Linked DNA regions of Homo sapiens: region 2 is linked to region 1. Evidence: chromatin loops called from intact Hi-C (ENCODE). Cell type or tissue: K562. All regions are shown on one strand. Each heading gives the region's core, and the rest is flanking DNA. Links, peaks and the distances in the headings are about the cores only. Region 1 holds the start of PRKAR1B-AS1 (PRKAR1B antisense RNA 1). Region 2 has its middle 60 kb from the start of PDGFA.

Region 1 (11,550 bases), core at 1,465-9,464:
GCGCCTGAGCTCCTCGGGCTGGAGTCTGAATGGGCGCCCTATGGCTGGGCGCTGCGGCCGAGCTGCGCCTGGGAAGGAGCCCAGACAAGATTCCCTTTCAGCCCGGGTGGGCCGCCGCCCCCGCACAGGGTGCCTACTATGCATTGAGCATCACAGTTGGGTCCGTGCAAGAATGGTGCAGATTGTTTATTATGCAGTGATTATGCAGATTCCGTTACTATAAATTGACACAATACACGCTTTATCCCCTCTGGGTGTCAATGAGCTTAAAGAATAGTTCCCATTGGCAAAGCAGTTCCCATTGGTTGCATATCGGGAAAGAATGGATTGCAATGAATCATGGAATCAATTCTTACTGAAATCAATGACTCATTATCTGGATAATAACTGAGGCACAGAGTCTTCTATCTGAAAGAAAAGGCCACGCAGGTGTAACTCCACAATTAGGTACAAGTGAGCGCTGGGGAGAACTGGTCGACCACGAACTTTCGGAGGCACAGGGGCGACTGCTGTGCAAAGGCAGACTCTGCCTGGCGGGGATGTGGGGATCATCTCCACCTGGCCCACCAGGCTCCCCAGTTCCTGGAGGGAGGCTGGAGCAGGATTACGGGGCAGAAGAAACACCAGCTTCCCCCCAGTGATCCCCTCCAGGAATCAGAAGACGGCCGTCCTTCCACGGAGCCAGAGAGTACCCACCCGCGCGTGCAGGGATACGTGGAGGAGGCAGCAACTCCAGCGTTTTAGGGGCGAGGGGACCTCAGAGAATGCCCTCCAGAACCTCTGCCTCTTGCTTCTCAAAGGGGACCCAGAGCTAGGGGAGGACTGGCGATGAAGCCGGGGGAAGGGCCTGCGATGGCCGGGGCACAGCCTGGCCTGCGGGCGATGAAGCTGGAGAGGGCCTGCAATGGCCTGGGCACAGCCTGGCCTTCCGCCTCGCAGTGGACACTCCCACTTTGCCTAAGGTTTTGTCAAAACCAGTTTATGGAGGCAGAACTTGCAAATAGGAACGTGCCCAACTCTTGCAGCACAGTGAGTTTCACATCGCTCAGATCGGGGCCTCACAAACTCCCAGGGGACTCTTCCCCAGAGGGATCCGGAGCTCACCCTGTGGGTCTCACCGTGTCTATCCACGCTGCAGGTGACGGACTCCAGGGTCCACAGCACGTCGTGCTGCCAGGAGCATCCCTGTACGTGACATGCACGCCTGGGGTGGCAGTCGCCACTGGCACAGCTTCAGGAGGCATTCTGCACTAAACACCATCACCCTCCAGCACCCTCCAGACTAAACACCATCACCCTCCCTCCAGCACCCTCCGCACTAAACACCATCACCCTCCAGCACCCTCCACACTAAACACCATCACCCTCCCTCCAGCACCCTCCACACTAAACACCATCGCCCTCCCTCCAGCACCCTCCACACTAAACACCATCGCCCTCACTCCAGCACCCTCCGCTCTAAACACCATCGCCCTCCCTCCAGCACCCTCCACACTAAACACCATCACCCTCCCTCCAGCACCCTCCACACTAAACACCATCACCCTCCAGCACCCTCCACACTAAATACCATCACCCTCCCTCCAGCACCCTCCACACTAAACACCATCACCCTCCAGCACCCTCCACACTAAACACCATCACCCTCCAGCACCCTCCACACTAGATACCATCACCCTCCAGCACCCTCCGCACCAAACACCATCACCCTCCACACTAAACATCATCACCCTCCCTCCAGCACCCTCCGCACTAAACACTATCACCCTCCCTCCAGCACCCTCTGCACTTCTGTTCCGATGCAGGGGCCTCTTGCTGAGCCACGAAAGCAGTGTGGACTCAGAAGATGTGAATCTGAGGTCGGGAGGGGTTTGCTTGACATGGGAGAGCCAGGGAGGCGGGTAACATCTTGTGCCCAAGGAGGTGAGTGAGCCTCTTGGCCCCTTCAGGGAATGAGGACACCACCCCCTCGAATGGCTGCCCAGGCAAGTGGCAGGACATCCCCCTGCCTTGGCAAAGAGGATGGGGGCTCTGGGAGCAGAGAAGGGTGAGTCTCCACAGAGCCAGCCCGGGACGGCCGCACCTCCCAGCTTTCTGGGATTCTGTCTCAAAGCGGGGATCCGTGGCTGCTGCCGCTGCAGGCAGGACCCAGGGAAGCTGGACCAGGACGCGCTGCCCATGAGGCCTGGAGAAGCCCAAGGCCTCCGAGAGCTCCCTCCGCAGCCTCAGAGGAAGCCATTGTGCGGGTCCCACAGACGGCCAGGGCCACACTGTGCTCGGCCGCCCGGAGGACAAAGGGGCCATCCTTCTCAGGACACTGGCCACTGTCACCACTCCCGGCGCAGTGCGGGCCCCACCCCAGCTGGTACGCAAAGGGGCTACTTCTTGTTGTGTTTCATTTTTTTGTTTTCTCTCTTTTTTTTTTTTGAGATGGAGTTTCGCTCTTGTTCCTCAGGCTGGAGTGCAATGGTGCGATCTCGGCTCACCGCAACCTCTGCCTCCCAGGTTCAAGCGATTCTCCCGCCTCAGCCTCCCGGATTACAGGCAACTGCCACCACGCCCGGCTAATTTTGTATTTTTAGTAGAGACGGGGTTTCTCCATGTTGGTCAGGCTGGTCTCAAACTCCTGACCTCAGGTGATCCACCCACCTCGGCCTCCCAAAGTGCTGGGATTACAGGCGTGAGCCACCACGCCCAGCTTCTCTTCTTTTAAAAGAAAAAACAATGGGGGTCCCCCGCGGGGCAGCATTTACACCCCACCATCACTGCAGCTTCTCTGGCGCCGAGCTCACACCTGGCTCTGCCCTGCCCCCTGCCCACCTTCACTCGCTCACCCTCTGTGTTTAGAAGTCAATGGTGGGACAGAGGTGCCAGGAGCTGGGGGAGGCACATGGGCAGGCCCCCCATTCACCTTCACTCGCTCACCCTCTGTGTTTAGAAGTCAATGGTGGGACAGGGGTGCCAGGAGCTGGGGGAGGCACACGGGCAGGCCCCCCATTCACCTTCACTCGCTCACCCTCTGTGTTTAGAAGTCAATGGTGGGACAGGGGTGCCAAGAGCTGGGGGAGGCGCACGGGCAGGCCCCCCATTCACCTTCACTCGCTCACCCTCTGTGTTTAGAAGTCAATGGTGGGACAGGGGTGCCAGGAGCTGGGGGAGGCGCATGGGCAGGGAGTGTGTAATGTGGACAGAGCTTCAGTTTAAGAAGACAAGAACATTTGGGAAATGGACAGTGGTGACGGTTGTAAAACAACGTGAATATTCTTAATGCCACCGAACTGCACAAAATGGTTAGAATGGTCAGTGTGGTGTGTCTTTTACTACAATTAAAGTAGGGCCGAGGGCAGTGGCTCATACCTGTCATCACAGCACTTTGGGAAGCCCAGGCGGGAGGATTGCTTGAAGCCAGGAGTCTGAGACCAGCCTGGGCAACACAGCAAGACCCCGTCTCTATGAAAAACTTTAAAATTAGCTGGACGTGGTGGTGCACAGTGGTAGTCCCAGCTTCTCGGGAGGATCGCTTGAGCCCAGGAGTTCAAGGCTGCAATGAGCTATGATCACGCCACCGCACTCCCAGCCTGGGCGACAGAGCGAGACCCCATCTCAAAAAATTAAAAAACGAATTTTAAAAACACACAGAACACAAGACACAACCTGAATAACATCTGATCAGATCACCAAGCTGAGGCGCCCTGCTCCGGGGTACACCCAGCTGCCTGGCGGTGCTCCCCAGCCCCCCAGAAAGAGCTCTTCCCCCAGACGTGTTGTGTGAAACCGAGGGAAGCCCGGAACGGCCAGCGTCAGTGGGGACGTCGTGATGCCTGGGACGGGGAGCAAAAAGAGGGAGTCGGGATAACGGGCCCAAAAACAATCAGGGGAAGAGTCGAGCCCCAAACAGGGCTTGGAAGGGAGCTACGTTCCCAGGCCTGCAAAGTCAGCAGCTGAGTGTCCTTTTAAATAGAAATGCTATGTTCCATGAATAAAATACATTGGAAGATATTTTTATACTTAGAAAAATGGATTATAGCTCTTGGCAACACACGGACGGCAGCAGGCACTTTCGGAGTCTCTGGAAAACCGTAATTCAAACTGAACCTGGTGCTCTTGGCATTTTGTCACCTGGCCGTCCCCCTGGACGCTGCTGGTCAGAGGGCAGCGTCCACCCTGCAGAAGTGGGTGACGTCCACCTCCAAGCTCTGCTGGCTTAAAGGGCCAGGGCCAGGTCCTTGAGGGGACGGCTTCCTGATGGGCCTCCGGCACTTGGCCAGCGCAGTTAAATACCCACGGCAAACGGCCGTCCCTTCCCGCCACGCAGAATAAAACCAGGGAAAACCGCTAGCCTCAGAAACCCACTCGGACCCTGGGTAGCCGTAGTCCTGCAGCCCCGAACCCAGGGTACATCCATCCCATTGCCCCAGGGAGGCGATTTACAGAAACCAGCAAACAACATGCAGCACCCAGGGTTCACACAGCAGCTGGATGGGGCTGCCTGGGGCTGCCATGCGGCCGTTCCCCCGGGTGCTGTAATAACAGTAATTATTATAATACATATGCCCATAACTCACCCGGGCTACCCAACATGCCACTTTTTCATTCCAGATTCCTTACTGAGCATCCTTTGATTCCCTTAAATGTGGCCTTCACCCACACGGGCCCTGCGGATTTACCCTGCATGCGAAGGGCCTCCCACATCACAGGAGGGCCCCTGCAGGCAGCTCCTGCGCCCGGCCCCGCCCGGCCCCGCCGGGCACTCCCTGACGCCCACCCCTGCCCTGGCTGGAAAATCTGAAGTTGATGGAGGTGCTTGGTGTTCGTGCACAGCCGCCTGGGACTCACGGGACAGCCCCATAAGTCACAGCCGGTTCCCGCAGGGGGCCCGGCCATCCCACGTGAGCCTGTAGCCAGGAAGTGGGCATCCACCCACGGGGCTCAGACATCCTGGCTCTGGAGGGCCGGGTCCAGCAGAGGCCTTAAAGCTGCCTTTGTGCCTGACCCGGGGGGGCTGGGGAGGGGTAGGGACGGGCAGGGGGAGGCGCAGGGACGGGCAGGGGGATGGGGAGGGGGAAGGGGAGGGATTTGCCAGGACAATATATTTGGGGAACTCCAGTTACACGAGGGTGACCTCACTCTTTCCTTTCTCAAAATTGCCTCCCAACGTCCCCGGGCCTGGCGAGAAGCCAGGCAGGACGCCACGACGCGTCGTGTCTGAGAGAAAACCGTCTCCCCTCCACTCAGGCTTCAGCCCCGACCCCACGCTAACTGGGCCAGGGCAGGGGCTGGGCTGGGAGGGGACCCAGTGAGCTCAGGGCTGGAGGAAACGGTCCCTGCTTTGAAGTGGCTCCGGCACCGGCCTCTCCCACCACCCTGTCATGTATGAAGGAGTTACAGACGGCGGCGGGGGGAGGGGGGGTCTGTCCTGCTGGAAGGACGGAGGGAAGGGAGATGCCTCACTGAGTCCAGAGGTCGAGGGGTGGGTGGGGATTCTGCGAGGATGAGGAGGAGGAGGAGGAGGTCCCGCCAAGGTCAGCCGGGGCAGCAACACCTCCCGGCCCCTTTGCCGAGGTCCTGGCCCAGGTGGGGCTCCCGGGAGCCTGGAGGCCAACGGCGGAAAGACAGGGACCTGATCCCTCCAGCAGTCCCAGCCGCCGGCCCCTCACACCCTCACCTCTCCCAGGAAGTCCTCAGCATGCTGCCGGCTGGGGCCTGGCGCTGGGGCAGGAGGGTGGCCACCCGCGCTGAAGATGAGGACAAGCCCGGGGCGTGGGTGGTGGGCGTTTCCTCTGTGGGGTGGACGAGGCTCTTGCGGTGCGTGTGTTGGGGACATGAGACGGGGCGGGGCAGCTGCCAGGCGGCCAATGGCTTCCACACCAGGGGCCAAGAGCAGAACCCCAGGAGGGTTATCTCAGTCTTCCCGGCAGCAGTGAGCTCTGTTCGTTTTTCTGAGTAATATGGAAATGGCACGGCTCAGCCACACAAGGGCCTGGGCAAAGGTCACGGCCAGCAAAGAACACAGCCTGGGTCCTCTGAGTCCCGAGTCCACGCGATCCTGACCCGTCCACCACCCTCCTCGAGACACGACAAGTTAGGCGGGAACATAACCTGGGAGCCCCATGTCGGTTTCAGGCTCCACAAGGGATCTCTGGGTAAAGGGTTTGTCTCTTCCACATCTGTTCATTTAGGAGAAGCAAAGAACATGGAAAGCAGAATTCCTGGGGGTGGCCTCAACCCCAAGCCCTGCCGATGCAAACCGGCACCTTGAAGATGCCTTTGGAATTTAACTGGAAGATTTGAATGACATGGGCAGACACAGAAGAGGGAGAAGCATTCCACAGGGGAGGAAAGGCCTCAGTGGGGACCTATGGAGCTCCCAGGCCCACCGCAGGGAGGCAGGTCCTCGGTCATCTGCGGAGGTCAGTATCTATCAAAGCCCAGCCGCAGATAGATGAGCTGGGCCTGGCGGGGTCTTGTAGGATGTGTAGGAGTTTGTGAGGCAGAGCAGGAATGAAAGCAGAGGGGACAGGAGGGGCAGAACCAGAGTCAGGACATTCATTGGCTAATTTCCTGTTCTTGGTCCCTCTCCCCCATTAAGCCACAACCTCCCCCACACCAGAGCAGGCACCAGGTCCTCCTCGTCACAAGTGCCAGGCATAAAGCAGGCACTCAATAAACATCCAGGAAGGAGACGGCAGGGGAGGAGGCGACATGATGACTCCAGGACCCAGAGTGGAGGTGATGGGGGAGGAGGTGACACCAGGACCCAGAGTGGAGAGGGCAGGGGAGGAGGTGACACGGTGACACCAGGACCCAGAGTGGAGGGGATGGGGGAGGAGGTGACACCAGGATCCAGAGTGGAGAGGGTGGGGGAGGAGGTGACACCAGGACCCAGAGTGGAGGGGATGGGGGAGGAGGTGACACCAGGACCCAGAGTGGAGAGGGCGGGGGAGGAGGTGACATGGTGACACCAGGACCCAGAATGGACAGGGCGGGGGAGGAGGTGACACGGTGACACCAGGACCCAGAGTGTGAACTAGAAGAGGGGCTATAAGTAGTAGCATGAGATTTGGGGCTGGGATAAAGCGGTGGGTCCAGTCAGGAAGCTGCCCATCCCATACCTCCCGCAGAGGTGGCTCTGCCTTCAGCACTGCTGACCACTGGGCAGGCCTGGGCTGCCAGGGTCTCTCTGGGATCAGCCCTGCCCCATCTGCTGGGGGCTGAGCCCCATTCCCTGCAGCCCCCCATCAGGCCCTGGTGTCTGGATACCAGGCACAACGGGGCCACCTCCTGGGACGGGCCCAGGCCCCAAGACGATGCCCGGCTGGGATGCTGGCCGCATCCTCCTCTGTCTTCTCTATTTCCTGGGCTAGGCTTTTTTTAAACTCGAAGCAAAGCCAGCAGGAGATGACTCTGCGGCCTGGCAGCTGAGCCCAGGGTTGACCCGCCAGTGCCGCCCTCCAGCCTTCCCCCTCCACACTTCCTCTGAGGCCGGGCAGTACCCGGGACCTTTGGCACCTGCCTCAGTTTCCATCTCTAGGGGAGACAGGAGCACCCCCACTCCCTGACACAAAGGTCTGCCCCAGAGGCCCTGTCTAGGGGCCCAGCCCGTGGGTTCCGGCTCAGGACAGAGCACACCAGGGAGAAGAGAAACTGGCTCTTTCTCCGCCTGCGCGGGCCAGGCCCGAGGCACGTGCCCCCCACGGGGAGGCGGGACCCCTGAGTCATTTCCTGTGCTATCAGCTCCGGAAGCAGAGTGGGCCTGCTCAGGTTCCCAGAAACACAGCGCGATGGGGGACAGACTCCGCGGCTGCCACGGAAACAAATGAGTAAATGCCCTCCCCAGAATAGCGTGGCCGGGACAGAGGCACAGCCACCGGAGGCCAGACCTCGAAATAGCTCGTGCTGGGCAGCCGGGGGTGGCGTTGCCTGCACGGAAGAGTGCGGAGGCCACCTCCTGGGGCAGGTGGACAAGGAGAAGGGCAGGCGGACAAGGAGAAGGGCAGGCAGGCATCCCAGACCCAGAGAAGACTCAGCCAGCCTGGGAAGCAGTGACCGTCTCGGGTAGCAGAATCCCCAAAGCGTCCTGCACTGTGGGGGCTTCCAGTCTGTGTGCAGAAAGGCCGTAAAGAGACGGTCTCATGAGATGTCATCACCACGAGCCGCAGAGGGTCCTACGAGGGAGGCGTGGGACATGTCTGCTGATGCCCACTGGGAAGTGACATTTAGCAGAGAGCAGAAGGAGAAGCAGGAGCTAACGGGGTTCCCGGCAGAGCAGGGGACACACACCAAGGCCCTGGGGCCGCCAGTGCAGGCGGATTCCAGGAACCGAGGGAGGATGATGTCACTGAGGTCCTTCCCGCTGACTCCGCAGGGGCTCGGGCCTGATTCAAAGGGAAACAAACTCCTAGCGGGCGTTTTCCCAGAGGCTGCACCATCAGCTCCGCACCAGCAAGGTCAGGCTGCCGTGCGGGGGGCGGCCTGCAGAACAGGAGCCCAGCGGGGGATGAGGGGGCCTCAAAGCCTTCACACCAGAGCACCCAGGCTCTAAACCGGACGGCAGAAGAGATGGGAGCCAGAGGCTCTGGGCAAGACTGGGCTGCGGGGCCAGGGGTGATGTCATGTGCCGTGTGTATGTGTTTATTTACTTAGTTTTATACATATATGTATCTATTTTATACATACACATACACATGGCCTGGCCATCGGGCACGAGACGGGGTCTCCAGCGGAGGGGAAGCTTCTCCTTCCAAAACAGTGGGAGCATCTCATAAAAGATGCTCTTGAGACAAGCGTGGGAAGATGACACAGTGAGACCCGACTCACGGCTGGGACGTTCCAAGCTGGGAGCCAAACGCAGGCGCAAAAGGCAGCCGTTGTTTGATCGTGAAGTCGTCGGTCCTAGGGGGTCTCTAAGCACGTCGCTCTCCCACCCACTTTGAGATGTTAACATCCCATGTGGTGGGTGAGCCTGGTGTATTCATCGGCCTCGGATCTGGAGACGGCGCTGGGTCAAACAGAACCGCCCTGGCCAGCCCCAGCAGTCGCAGCCCGGGGGCAAGCGGAAGACAGCGGCCCTGGAAAACCTGAGGCCGCTGCCGGCACCTGCCAGCATCACCCTTGTTTCCCTCTGCACTTTCTCATATTCCCATATTCTCTTCCAAGAGATAGCAGTTGCATTTCTGGATTAAAACACTAGGAATACGGCACTCAGCGCAGTGTTTGTTGGGGGCCTGGTGCTGCCTGGAGGGCAAGTCTTCACACCGGACATGCAAAGACGCGCTATTTTCCAAAGACAAGTTAGCGACACTCACATCCACTTCCCCTTGATCAACGACATAGAAGTTGTCTCCTTCATTCCCTGTAACAAAAGAAGAAAGTCAACAGATACAAAGTACATCCAGACATACAAGTTACAGTTTCTCTTGCAAACGACTTTCGCAACACTGTTGCAGAGACCCTCGAAGCAACATCCTGGGTGCTACCAATTCTTTTTAATGACAAGATTATACAAACATTGAGATAACTTGTTAAAGAGCCTGTTCTTAAGTTTCATTAGTGAACTTTCTCTAAACAATGAGAGGTGTTTTTCTTTTTGTTTGTTTTTTGTTTTTTTTGAGACGGAGTCAGGCTCTCGGCTCACTGCAACCTCCACCTCCCAGGTTCAAGCGATTCTCCTGCCTCAGCCTCTGGAGTACCTGGGATTACAGGCACCTGCCACCACGCCCAGCTAATTTTTTTGTAGTTTTAGTAGAGATGGAGTTTCACCATGTTGGCCAGGCTGGTTTCAAACTCCTGACCTCAGGTGATCCACCCGCCTCGGCCTCCCAAAGTGCTGGGATTACAGGCGTGAGCCACCGCGCCCGGCCTCACAATGAGAATTTTATGCGTGTGTGTGTGTGTGTGTGTGTGTGTGTATAATTTTATATTACTTTAGTTTTATACATATGTATATATTTTATATTTACTTAGTTTTATACATATATGTATCTATTTTATACACACACATATGTATATATGTGTACATATATGTATACATGTACACACATATGTGTGCACATATACGTGCATATATATGTAGACATATATGCATATTATATGTGTGTATGTATGTACAAGTCTATATATATCCTTTTGAAATTTGAGACAGAGTCTTACTGTATCACCTAGGCTAGAGTGCAATGGCGTGATCTCAGCCCACTGCAACCTCCGCCTCCCAGGTTCAAGCGATTCTCCTGCCTCAGCCTCTGGAGCAGCTGGGATTACAGGCACCCGCCACCACACCCAGCTAATTTTTATTTTTAGTAGAGACAGGGTTTCACCATGCTGGTCACCTGGACCACCAGGCTGGTCTCGAACCCCTGACCTCAGGTGATCTGCCCACCTCAGCCTCCCAAAGTGCTGGGATTACAGGCGTGGGCCATCGTGCCTGCCCTTATGCTATTTTTTTTTTAAGTGCATAGTCCATTTTTCCCCTCTGGACTTTGGCTCCGAGGAGCAGGCAGAACGTACCTTGCTGTATAACAGTCTCCCCAGCGATGTGAGTGACAGGGAACATGGCATCGAATATGTCACTGAAAAGCAAAACACGCCAAATTAGGGCTGCAGGCAGCACAGGGACATTTAAACCCTTCCTCCCCTCATTTCACAGTCTTGTGTAAATCGCTTCACAGTCATTGGGGAAAATGAGAAAATCCATGAGAGTTCAAAGAAGAAAATTGAAATCCTTCATGACCCGAAGGCCAGAGATGGCACCGCCAGCCCTGGGCACACAACCTCCCAGCCCCATTTCTGTTCTGTGCACAGACGCAGTTTGCTGTTTTGGTTTTTACAAAAATGGGGTCATGCCATACATGCATTTTGAACTCCATTTAGAAAAACAAAAGTAACAATAGATTGTGAACATTCTCCCATCGGTAAATACAATTCTACTAGAATACAACCAGCAATCTTGATGACATGTTTTCTGCATTGTTTTCCTTTCAGGGAGAACACTTTCAGTCGAAGGAGCCTGGGACCCTTGACACAGAAGTGACATGTGCATTCGGAACCTCTCTGTGGAAAACACAGACCCTTCATGACACGCAAACTCGAAGCCGGTGAGGCCGAGTCTCAGGGCTGCGCCAACCAGGAAGCCTGGCTGTCCAATGTTCCAAATCTGGATGTGAAATGGACCATGCAGACAGGACCCAAGGGGCATGGGGGAGCTGGCAGAGGCACCCGGGACAAGTGGGGAAGCACCTGTCGGCCAGGAAGGTAGAGAGGCACCTACCCCAGAACACGGTGCCAGCGTCACACTCTTATTAACAGATGCAATAACCACCTTCGGAGACCAGACCCCTCAAAGAGCACTCAGCCCACAATGTGACGCAGAGAAACCAGAGACCCAGGCAGGGAGTGCACCCACGGGGACACTCCGAGGGTGGCCTCCTGCCTGCCCTGATTACTTAAAAAGGAGATTCTTGGAAACCTTTGCGGGCCCACAGGTGCACCCTGACTCCCAGGGATGGGGGCTGAGCCACCCAGGAAACAAATATGAAATCAAAGATCCAGACAGCC
Region 2 (11,550 bases), core at 1,272-9,271, 140 kb before region 1:
TACACGCCCCGGAGGCAAGGGCTCCTCAGGCTCTTGTGGGGAGGAAGAGGAGAATGCCACCCCCTCAGCACCCCCACCCAGCACAGGAACGCCCACCACCCTCGTGGTCCTGACGCCACTGTCCTGAGCTGCTGTGACAGGTCTGGGGAGACCCCTGGATCCTCCAGCCCTCCCCCCCCGGGTGGCGAGGGGTCTCTTGCCCACAACAGCTGAGTAAACAAGCCCAGGTTGGGCAAGAGACTCCCCAAGTGGGTGGCAGAGCCTGGTTCTGACTCTATGCAGACTCCAAGTCAGAATTCTCTCCAGGGGTCCACACGGCCACCTGAGGAAGGGGTAACAATTCCTGCACCTGACTGGGCTTTGGGCCTGCGGAGCCGATGAAGTGGGAGCTCACCAGCTGGGGTGGCCAGACCCCCACCTACATGCACGGGTCCCTCTACAGCCCTTCTTGTCACAGCTGCAGGCAGGCCTCAGTTTCCCTGTCTGTAAGAGGGAGGCGGACGTCCTGGGCAGGGTGTCCATTCCCAGGGGCTGCCCTGGGACACAGCAGCACCAGGCATCTCCCCCTGGACAGCACCCGCAGCACCCACAAAAATCTGCCGGGGGCCACCGAGCCGGGGCCGCACAGCCAGAGCAAGGAGGCCTTCCTGGTGGAGGGGGCTCGTCACCTGGCCCTCAGTGAGGTGTGGGTCTGCCGGCGTCTATCCTGAGTCCGTCCGAGCGCCGGCGTCTATCCAGAGTCCATCCGAGCGCCGGCGTCTGTCCGGAGTCCTTCGAGCGCCCGCGTCTGTCCGGAGTCCGTCCGAGCGCCCGCGTCTGTCCTGAGTCGGTCCGAGCGCCCGCGTCTGTCCTGAGTCCGTCCGAGCGCCGGCGTCTGTCCTGAGTCCGTCCGAGCGCTGGCGTCTGTCCTGACTGCATCGGAGCGCCGGCGTCTGTCCTGAGTCCGTCCGAGCACCGAGGTTACAGCCCCTGTGCTGGGGCAGAACAGCATGTCCGTTGGGCTGCAGATGGGACGGTGCCCTGGGGACCCAGGAGGGGTGGACGCCTCCACCAGGGCCTTCTCCACTGGCCCAGCCTGGGCAAGACGCGGGCCCAGGTCAGCATCCACCCTGTCCCCCGTGTGTCCTCGGGGGCCCAGTCAGCCAAGCTCTGCCTCTCCTGACCTCCACCGGCCCATGCAGGCCTCGCCCGGACAGGTGGGAAGCTCAGAAGTCAGGAGCAGTCTGAGCCCAGAGTCAGGTTCCCGCCCTGGAGCATCGCTGGGGCCCATCTCCACGTGGATACAACGGGGCAGCATCCACCTGAACCCGAGGCCATGGGCAGCTTCACAACACAGAGTTCCCACAGTGCCTGGCCCTTCCCTCCTCCCTGTGCCAGGCCTGGGCTGGACGCAGGACGTGGGGACGGCTGTGTCCGTGTCCCCGGGGAGCACAGGGGCCACTGTGAGTATCACATGCAGTCGCTACTCCCCGCTGAGCCTCCGTTTCCCCACCTCTGAGTGGGGCTCCCTCTGCCCCCCGCCCCCACGCTCACACGTGCACAGACGGGCTGGGGTCTGAGGGTGACCTTGCTTCCCCGTGGGCTCCCCCGGAAGGGGCCTTTTCCCTGGGCTGCCCGCCCGCCCGGCCGCCCACATGCCCACCAGGCAGCCGTAGGGACACTTCCTGGCCACCCGCCAGCTCCCCGACTCGCCTATGGTGATTGCTGGCGCCCGGCCAGCCGCTGTCACTGGCCCCGGGGGCCCCTCAGCATTCTTGGCTTTTGTTTCCGATGACGCTGGGTCCACTGGGAAGGGAGAGACCAGACCAGGAGGGGGTTCAGGGAGAGCCAGCGATGCGACGGCAGGACCCCCAGGCCTCCCACCCCAACGCCGGGACCCCCAGGCCTCCCACCCCAATGCCAGGACCCCAGATCTCCCACCCCAGACCTCCCACTCCAACACTGGGACCCCTGGGCCTCCCACCCCAATGCCGGGACCCCCAGATCTCCCACTCCGGACCTCCCACTCCAACGCTGGGACCCCCAGGCCTCCCACCCCAACGCCAGGACCCCAGATCTCCCACCCCAGACCTCCCACTCCAACACTGGGACCCCCAGGCCTCCCACCCCAACGCCGGGACCCCCAGGTCTCCCACTCCGGACCTCCCACTCCAACGCTGGGACCCCCAGGCCTCCCACCCCAACGCCAGGACCCCAGATCTCCCACCCCAGACCTCCCACTCCAACACTGGGACCCCCAGGCCTCCCACCCCAACGCCAGGACCCCAGATCTCCCACTCCGGACCTCCCACTCCAACGCTGGGACCCCCAGGCCTCCCACCCCAACGCCAGGACCCCAGATCTCCCACCCCAGACCTCCCACTCCAACACTGGGACCCCTGGGCCTCCCACCCCAATGCCGGGACCCCCAGATCTCCCACCCTGGACCTCCTACTCCAACACTGGGACCCCCAGGCCTCCCACCCCAACGCCAGGACCCCAGATCTCCCACCCCAGGCCTCCCACTCCAACGCTGGGACCCCTGGGCCTCCCACCCCAACGCCAGGACCCCAGATCTCCCACCCCAGGCCTCCCACTCCAACACTGGGACCCCCAGGCCTCCCACCCCAACGCCAGGACCCCAGATCTCCCACCCCAGGCCTCCCACTCCAACGCTGGGACCCCCAGGCCTCCCACCCCAACGCCAGGACCCCAGATCTCCCACCCCAGACCTCCCACTCCAACACTGGGACCCCCAGGCCTCCCACCCCAACGCCAGGACCCCAGATCTCCCACCCCAGACCTCCCACTCCAACACTGGGACCCCCAGGCCTCCCACTCCAACGCCGGGACCCCCAGGCCTCCCACCCCAACGCCAGGACCCCCAGATCTCCCACCCTGGACCTCCTACTCCAACGCTGGGACCCCCGGGCCTCCCACCCCAATGCCAGGACCCCAGATCTCCCACCCCAGACCTCCCACTCCAACACTGGGACCCCTGGGCCTCCCACCCCAACGCCGGGACCCCCAGGTCTCCCACCCCGGACCTCCCACTCCAACGCTGGGACCCCCAGGCCTCCCACCCCAACGCCAGGACCCCCGGGCCTCCCACCCCAATGCCAGGACCCCCAGGCCTCCCACCCCAATGCCGGGACCCCAGATCTCCCACCCCAGACCTCCCACTCCAACACTGGGACCCCCGGGCCTCCCACCCCAACGCCGGGACCCCCAGGTCTCCCACCCCGGACCTCCCACTCCAACGCTGGGACCCCCAGGCCTCCCACCCCAACACCAGGACCCCTGGGCCTCCCATCCCAATGCCAGGACCCCCAGGTCTCCCACCCCAATGCCGGGACCCCCAGGTCTCCCACCCCGGACCTCCCACTCCAACGCTGGGACCCCCAGGCCTCCCACCCCAACACCAGGACCCCTGGGCCTCCCATCCCAATGCCAGGACCCCCAGGTCTCCCACCCCAATGCCGGGACCCCCAGATCTCCCCTCCAGACCTCCCACCCCAACGCCGGGACCCCTAGATCTCCCACCCTGGACCTCCCACTCCAATGCTGGGACCCCCGGGCCTCCCACCCCAATGCCAGGACCCCCGGGCCTCCCACCCCAATGCCGGGACCCCCAGATCTCCCACCCCAGACCTCCCACTCCAACGCTGGGACCCCCCAGGCCTCTGGGGCCCACAGAGGAGGGGTGGCAGTGAGGGTGGGGGGCTGTGTTGATGTGCGACTTCCAGTGTGGGATGGGAGTCGTCTCCCTGAAGAGGAAGAGGGAGCACAAGGGGCCTTGGGTGCTGCTGGCGCTCCCGAGCTGAAGGCGGGCAGAATGGACTCAGCACCAGGCCTCGGGTGAGGGGCTGGGGACAGCAGTGAGGCCTTGTCCTCCCGCAGACTCCCAGGGGTGTGAGGGTGAGGTCGAGAGGGCCACAGGTCAGGGTCTGACCCTGCCCCACGGGGACATCGCTGCCTGTACGGCCCTCCCCTAGGCCCCACTGTCCACGGGGGCCCCTCTGGGTTAAGAGCAGCGACAACTGTTCCTATTCATACCGCCTGGCCTCAGGTCCACGGCTGCGGCCACAGAGCCCATCCAGGAATTCTGCTGCTCTCAGTTTACATTTAAAATAAATGTTTCCTTAACTCGCATCTCATGGCCGGCGGTGAACGGCAGGAATTGTGAGCGCACATCCCGCCCTCCCTGCTGGACACTAAGGATGGGGGTCCCCTGGACCGAGCCTGGACAGTAGGGATGGGGGTCCCCTGGGCCAAGCCCAGACAGTGGGGGCAGGGGTCCCCTGGGCTGAGCCCGGACAGTAGAGGCGGGGCTCCTGTGAGCCGAGCATGGGGGTCCCCTGGGCCGAGCCTGGACAGTGGGGACGGAGGTCCCGTGGGCCGAGCCTGGACAGTGGGGATGGGGCTTCCCTGGGTTGAGCCTGGACAGTAGGGACGGGGCTCCCGTGGGCTGAGCCTGGACAGTAGGGATGGGACTCCCATGGGCCTAGCTGTCCCCAGACACTGGAGACCTGGCTATCAAGAGGAGAGCCTGTGTGTGTGAGTGGCCACCCCCATCCACCATGACCCGGAGGCTTCCTGTGGGCTTGCTGTGCTGTGCCTCGGTTTCTCACCTGGCCAGGCACCCCGCCCCCAGACGCTGCACCCAGGGTTCCAACCAGGGCATCACCTGGTGTGGCCCAGGCCTGGCAGGGAGCAGAGGCTAGCTCAGCTGTGGTGGGGGAGTTTACAGAAGAGACTTGACGCTGCCTGGGCAGCTCGGGGAGCACCCAGGAGTGACAAGCCCAGGGCCCTGCAGCAGCAGGAAGCCATGACCTTAGTAAGAGCATCCTAGGAGAAGCATCCTGGAGACACAGGGCTACTGTGGGAAACCCAGGTGCAGAGAGAGCAGAGGAAGAAATACCCTCACCTCTCTTCCTCCCGCCTTCCAGTCTCTGACTCAGTGCTGCCATTAGCTAGTCTCAACAGGATCAGTGCTTCTCATTGGCCAGCCTCAACAGGATCAGTGCATCCCACTGGCCAGCCCCAACAGGATCAGTGCATCCCACTGGCCAGCCCCAACAGGATCAGTGCATCCCACTGGCCAGCCTCAACAGGATCAGTGCATCCCAATGTCCAGCCTCAACAGGATCAGTGATTCCCATTGGCCAGCCTCAACAGGATCAATGCATCCCACTGGCCAGCCTCAACAGGATCAGTGCATCCCACTGGCCAGCCCCAACAGGATCAGTGCATCCCACTGGCCAGCCCCAACAGGATCAGTGCATCCCACTGGCCAGCCTCAACAGGATCAGTGCATCCCAATGTCCAGCCTCAACAGGATCAGTGATTCCCATTGGCCAGCCTTAACAGGATCAATGCATCCCACTGGCCAGCCTTAACAGGATCAATGCATCCCATTGACCGACCTCAACAGGATCAGTGTCTCCCACTGGCCAGCCTCAACAGAATCAGTGCATCCCATTGGCCAGCCTCAACAGGATCAGTGCATCCCACTGGCCAGCCTCAACAGGATCAGTGATTCCCATTGGCCAGCCTCAACAGGATCAGTGCATCCCACTAGCCAGCCTCAACAGGATTAGTGCATCCCATTAGCCAGCCTCAACAGGATCAGTGCATTCCACTGGCCAGCCTTAACAGGATCAATGCATCCCATTGGCTGACCTCAACAGGATCAGTGCAGCTATTGGCCAGCCTCAATATGATCAGTGCATCCCATTGACCGACCTCAACAGGATCAGTGTCTCCCACTGGCCTGCCTCAACAGAATCAGTGCATCCCATTGGCCAGCCTCAACAGGATCACTGCATCCCACTAGCCAGCCTCAACAGTATCAGTGCATCCCATTGGCCAGCCTCAACAGGACTGGTGCCTCCCATTGGATTAAACAGGACTAGTGCCTCTCATTGGCCTCAACAGGATCAGTGCCCCCGCTTTGCTGGCCTCAACAGGAACCCAGCCCCTGTGCACACCAGCACTGGATAATAGGTCCAGGATGGCCCAAGGAGAGAAGCTGGCTCACCTGCTGGCTGACAGGTGACCCCGGACCATACTAAGCCTGCCTGTGTGCACCACAATATTCAAGAGAGAGGCTGCGACCATGCACCCACCCAGAACCCACTGGACCCCTGGGTCCCACCAGCTGCCTCCGGCACTCCTGCCCTAGGTGACTGGAGCTGTTTCCAGGGCTGAATTATTCCCAGCTGGCCTCTCCAGCTCTGAGGGTGAACCTGACTCCTCACCACCCCAAGGGAAGCCCTTCTCCCGCAGCTTCCAGGACCAGCAGCTCCCCAGAAGGCGTTGTCTCCTCTGGCTGTGGGCTCAGCCATGGTGGGGCTGGCAGAAGGAGGCGGGAGGAGTTAGCCTGAGGAAACCGCTGGGCACACTTTCATGTATGGGCCACTCCAAGGAGCTCACTGTCCTTCCAGGGCTGGAATGCTAATTACCTCCCCCGCGGGGACAGAGGAATCCTGTGAGGGGGGCCACTCCGGCCTGGAGATCTGCAGCCGCTTGGGCCCTCCCTTCTCTCAGGCCGAGAGCGCCTGTGAGGGGTGGATGGTTACAGCTCGCACGGCCGGGTGCCTGCAGGGCCGGGCTCTGCACCACCCTCTCCATCTCCAGGTCCTCACATCGCTCTGAGATCGGCCTGTCAGGCCCATTTACAGAAGGGGAAACCGAGGCTCGGGAGTCGAAATTCCGAGCTCAGGGCAGCAGAGCCAGGATTTAAACACAGGCTTCCTGACTTCTAGGCTAGGGTTTCAAGCACCTCCCACTCAAAGGGGAGGGTGATGTCAGAAACAGCCACAGGGCTGAGTCCACACAGATCCCCGGAGGCCGGGAATTATGCCCTGACCCCAACAGCCATCTCCCGGCTGGCCGAGGGGAAGTTTGCTGAAATTTCAAGAGCTGCACTTCCAAGCCCAGCAAACACCAGGGCCAACCGTGTGTCCCACGGGGTGCTGGGGTGTCGGGACACAGGGAGTCAGACAGGTCCTCTGTCCACTGAGACCTCTCAGCCTAGTCAGAAAGATACAGAGTGGGTGGGTGGTTCCAAGGCATGGATCTGGCCTGTAAAACTGGATGGGTGGGGACAAAGCACCTGTGAGGGTGGGGAGCTTCAAGGACAGCTTGATCAAGGAGCTGCTGCCAGAGCTGGGTTTTGAAGACTGAATAGGAGTTTTCTACTGGGGAAGAGCATTGCATGTGGAGAAGGCTATGTGCAAAGTGTGAAAGAGCGTGCAGAAACCCATGCACATCATGAGCCAATTCTCAAGCTCCTCATCACCAGCAGGGCAGCCCAGAGGGAGCCCCACGTGGGCAGCAGCAGAGGGAGGACCCCACTGTCCTGGCTCCAGTTCCCAGTTTCTCCTCTGCCCTGCGGCCCCCTGTCTGTTTCCAAATTTCCCCTTCAATGCCGCTAGCTGGGAACCGGAGGTAGCACTGGGCAGGCACCCTCCCAGCGGGGGCACGAGCTCCTCCAGCCAAGACACCAGGCACTTCCTGACTCTGGGCTCGAACGGGGGGCACCGAGGGGGCGGCATTCCAGATGGCATTCCAACTCCTCCTCAACAATCTGTCCATTTCCTGCCTGGCTGCAAATTTCAACATTTCCTCCCCAGGCCACCTCCGGTCTCTGCCCGCCGCCTGCCCTGTGCTGACCGGAGGACAGAGGACGTCCCTTGTCCTGCCAGCTCAGCATGGACCCAGCCCTGCCCTTGCTTGAGCCAAGAGGCCCAAGGGTGAGGAAGCGGGGCAGAGCCGGGGTCGGGGGGGATCTCGGGGTCCAGCCCCCATGATACCACTAACCTCATCTGTGCGCCTAACCTCAGTGGGCACATATGCAGCGCCTTCCATGTGCCAGCCCCTCTCAGACATGAGACACGGCCCAGGGGAGGACATGGCACACGGGGTCTCCCTGCTGATACTTGGGGCGCAGGCATTCCCTGCGGGGAGCTGGACCCACACATGGGAAAGGGACTCCAGGAAGGGGAGCGTGTGAGCAAAGGCCTGGAGCCGGGACCAGCCCAGACGGGAGGCACTGGCCCATTCCAGGTCCCCGCACCCGGAGGCCGGCTCCCCAGCAGCTGACTGACCTGAGCAGATCCTGGGAGAGGCTGGCAGTGGGCAGAAACTCAGCAGAGGACAACTTTGTTTCTTTGCAGGACACCCTCCCTAGGTTTGGGGATGTCCTGCCTAATGACAGCGGGGATCCCCAAGATGCAGTGAGGGCTTCCCCAGCCTCCCTCACACTAAAGAGGTGGCTCCTTCCAGCACTTCCAATCAGACAGGTTCTTATGGGGAGGTGGGTACAGGAGCCTTGTTCTGGGGAAGGCTGCGGCCCAAGGCCCCCTCCCGAGGTCTGCGGGCATGTCCAGGCTGGGCGCCGGCTGTGGGCTGTGGGCTGTGGCCCTGTGGCCTAGGGAGCCCCCGGCAGGGTGCCTAGGGTTTGTTCAAGCCCTATCCGGAGAGTCCAGGGCCCACCCTCAATCTTTGTTTTTTTGGCTTAAAGTAGCTGGAGTCTGTCTGCTGCTAGGAGCCGAGAGCGCCGCCCGCAGTGGGACGGAGCCGGCCCCACAGCTCCGTGCACTCGCGACGTGCGGCGGACGGCGGTGGCTGTGGGTGGTGCTCACCTGACCCAGGGGCCTTCCTGGCCTGCCGTGGCCCGGAAGGACCCTTCGTGATGTCCGATGAGGCGGACGGTTCTGCCCTTGAGTGCAGGAGCCCAGCCGGGCTTCCGGGGATGGGCGAGAGAGCCCCGGCCGCCCACCCCTCCAGGAGCACACTAAGGCCTGGGGGCTTCCCGGGGGGGAGGGCGGACCTGGCTCTTGAGAAACACAACTGACGGCTCCTGCGGCCCGAGACCTGGGCCGGAGCCCCCACCTCCTTGGCGCGGTTCCCAAAGCCGCGTCCCGTGAGTCCCACGAGCTGGAGGAATAGCCATCAGGGGAGGCACCCCCTGGCCTGGCCCTGATACAGCGGGGTCGTGGGTGCTCTGGCGGGACGGCCCCCAGGCAGCCCCGGGCCAGGCCAGCCCAGAAGGGCCTAGGAGGCAGCCGCGTGGTTAAAGTGGGGGTGCTGTTTTTGTTGCGGGATGTCTGTGGGTTTGAACCCCCTTGCCCTCATCACACTGGTGGTGTGAGCCTTGCTCGGAAAGCTGGATTTGAACGTCGTCTGGGTTTGGCGTTGGCCCTCAGGGCCCGGCGTCCTTCCCCGGCGCTGGGACCCAGCCTCCGGGGAGCCGTGAAGCCCTGCCGTCTTGTGGCTCCAAAGCCGGTCCACCAATGACCTCGTGCCAGCGGCATCACGACGCTGCCTCACACCGCACAAGACTCGCCGGGAAGATGCGAGACCCATGACAGAGCCCAGAAAGGCGACGGGGTGGCCCAAGGTCACACCCACGCCAGGCCCAGCACTCTGCTCTTCCCGCTCACCCACTCGGCCGGGCCTGTGCCCTCCCGCCCGGCCAAGTGGGGGCTCCAGGAAGGGCAGCGAGTGCCCCGCGGCCCCGGCCCCACTGCGGGCGGCCGGAACACAGAGGGCGGTGAGGAAGGAGGCGTTCCCTGCCGGGTGCCCTCCAGCAGGATTCGCGAACCCAGGGGAGCGAGCGGGAGGATTTTCCATGTGAGGCCGGCTTCCTGGGGCGAGGCCCACCCGGCGCCAGCGTGGAGAGAGGAGAGGAGCAAAGCGCCTCGACACATTCTCCCTCGGTGATTTAATGGCCGGAGCATTCGTGCGATATTTATGCAGTAAATCCTTCCACTGGGGGGTTTCACTGTGTCACGGGAGGCTCCTCCCAGCCCGTCCCCATCCCGTCCCCCCCAAAAAAAGAATCCTGAGAAAATCTCATTTCACAGTTTCCCATCGAGCCAGGTGCACAGCAGCTGCGGTGGGCATGGCGGGCGCGGGTCCTGGGGAACACCCTCTGCTGGCGTCCGCAGCCCGGGAGGGAGCGTGAAGTGGAGGATCTCGGCAGGCGTGGCTGTGTCCAGGCAGGCGGGTGCTGCCGCGTCCCCGGCTGCAGGGTCTTGGTTCCCCGGAGCCACAGGACGGCAGGGCTTCACGGCTCCCCGGAGGCTGGGTCCCAGCGCTGGGGAAGGACACCGGGCCCTGAGGGCCAACGCCAAACCCAGACGACGTTCAAATCCAGCTTTCCGAGCAAGGCTCACACCACCAGGAAAGCCGATACACTTTCTAAACTCCACTTCTGAGTTGAATATTCGAAATAGGCTCTTAAAGCAAATGTTGGCCCCCACGTCAGAGTCAACCATGTTCATCGGATGCCTCCAGCCCCACCAAACAGTCCACCTTCACCCCACCCTGCCCTGGAAAGTACACCAAAGTGCCCCTGGTACTGTGGGGTTGTGGGGGGCAGGGTGGCACCCGCAAGCGTCTTCTTCAAAAACAGCTGCAAATCCGAGCTGAACCTGCCCCAGCCACGCTGCCGAGCTGAGCACTAGGAGCTGGGCTTGAAGCCACCAGGAGGGGCCCATCCCCAAAAGGACAGCCAAGCCCTCAGCAGCACAGAGCGGACGTCTCTGGGGTGGTCGCCACATACGGGGCTCACCCCACCCTGTGCAGTAGGAATGACCATGTCCTAGACAGATGGAGGCTCGGAGCCTGGGAAGCTGTGGAATTTGCCCAGGGCCCCCAATCAGAAATGGAGAGACAGGGCCCCGAACCAAGCCACTCCCTCTGCCCCAGCACTCCTGCCTGCCCTGGCGCCTTGGGGCTGCCCTGCCTCCTTTACGGCTGTCCCTGCAGAGTGGACTCAGGTCATTGGCCCTGGGGGGCCTGGGGGAGGCTGAGTTTCCAGCAGATCCGTCCTCAGGCTCAGCCGTGCAGAGGAGACTGGCAGATGTGGGCCTGGTTCTCCCAGTGACCAAATGAGGCCCCCATGTGTGTGTCCCCAAGAGACCAGACCAGGTGGGTTGGCTCTTTCCAGACCCCTGCGTGGCTCAGTGCTGAGCTCGGCTGACCGGCCACCCAGCGCCCGATGCCCCAAACATCCACACGCATAGAAGAAACATGACCAGGGCCTGGGAGGGTTTCCGGGCGTCCGCCTCCCCAGGGCCGCCGGGGCTGCTGGTCAGTAGCAAACACAACTCTCCTCTAATAAAACCAATCGTCTGAGGCTGCGGACGCCACAAGAGGAAACAGCTGTGCACTGCTGGCTGCGAACACATGTTTCAAGGCCATCTCTCAGGCAGCCTGCTCCTGCTTCTGAGGAATGCTGGAATCCTGGCCATTTCTGACAACAGAATGCTCCGGGCTATGGAGAGGAGAACCGCCGGGCCGTGGAACATACATTATCACGCACACACACCGATCAGTTCAGCAGACCACCACGGAGATCCTGCTGCGTGCCAGAGACCGTCACGGATGCATAAAGGGGCTCTTAGCCCCTCCCACAATCCTGACCTACTGTGGCCTCCACAACCACAGAAACGACAGATGTCAGAAGTAAAGGGTCCCATATACCCCAAAAGACACGCAGGAGTATCCACGTCCACTGTTTATAAGGGTCCAGAATCCCAATGTCCGTCCGGAAGCGTA

Evidence for each region. Hi-C counts contacts between places; a loop is a spot of excess contacts. Peaks named below come from ENCODE experiments on the same cell type or tissue, not always from the same donor. Only the 100,000 strongest peaks of a DNase experiment are listed, where the experiment ranks them.
Region 2: it touches region 1 in a loop (2.0-fold over the local background); 5 of 110 quality-filtered maps call a loop at or near these places.

Annotation. Positions count from the first base shown.
Region 1 is chr7:596,888-608,437 of GRCh38, forward strand. PRKAR1B (protein kinase cAMP-dependent type I regulatory subunit beta) reads right to left here. Exons shown (of 11, transcript NM_001164760.2): 5 at 10,504-10,565; 6 at 9,306-9,352. It overlaps PRKAR1B-AS1 (PRKAR1B antisense RNA 1), which reads left to right and starts at 5,958. Exons shown (of 2, transcript NR_110054.1): 1 at 5,958-6,410; 2 at 10,978-11,550. RefSeq lists silencers at 4,646-4,755, 5,496-5,555 and enhancers at 6,651-6,700, 6,761-7,446, 7,381-7,490, 7,761-8,120. In K562, for the core only: a CTCF peak has its summit at 5,593; DNase peaks (open chromatin) are centred at 5,724, 6,834, 7,734, 8,334 and 2 weaker places; H3K4me3 peaks cover 3,417 bases.
Region 2 is chr7:454,108-465,657 of GRCh38, forward strand. No RefSeq gene overlaps it. Among named protein-coding and RNA genes, the nearest start is that of PDGFA, 60 kb to the right of the region's middle. RefSeq lists enhancers at 5,573-6,300, 6,301-7,028. In K562, for the core only: no CTCF peak of the experiment used is centred there; DNase peaks (open chromatin) are centred at 1,724, 5,774 and 6,829; H3K27me3 peaks cover 716 bases.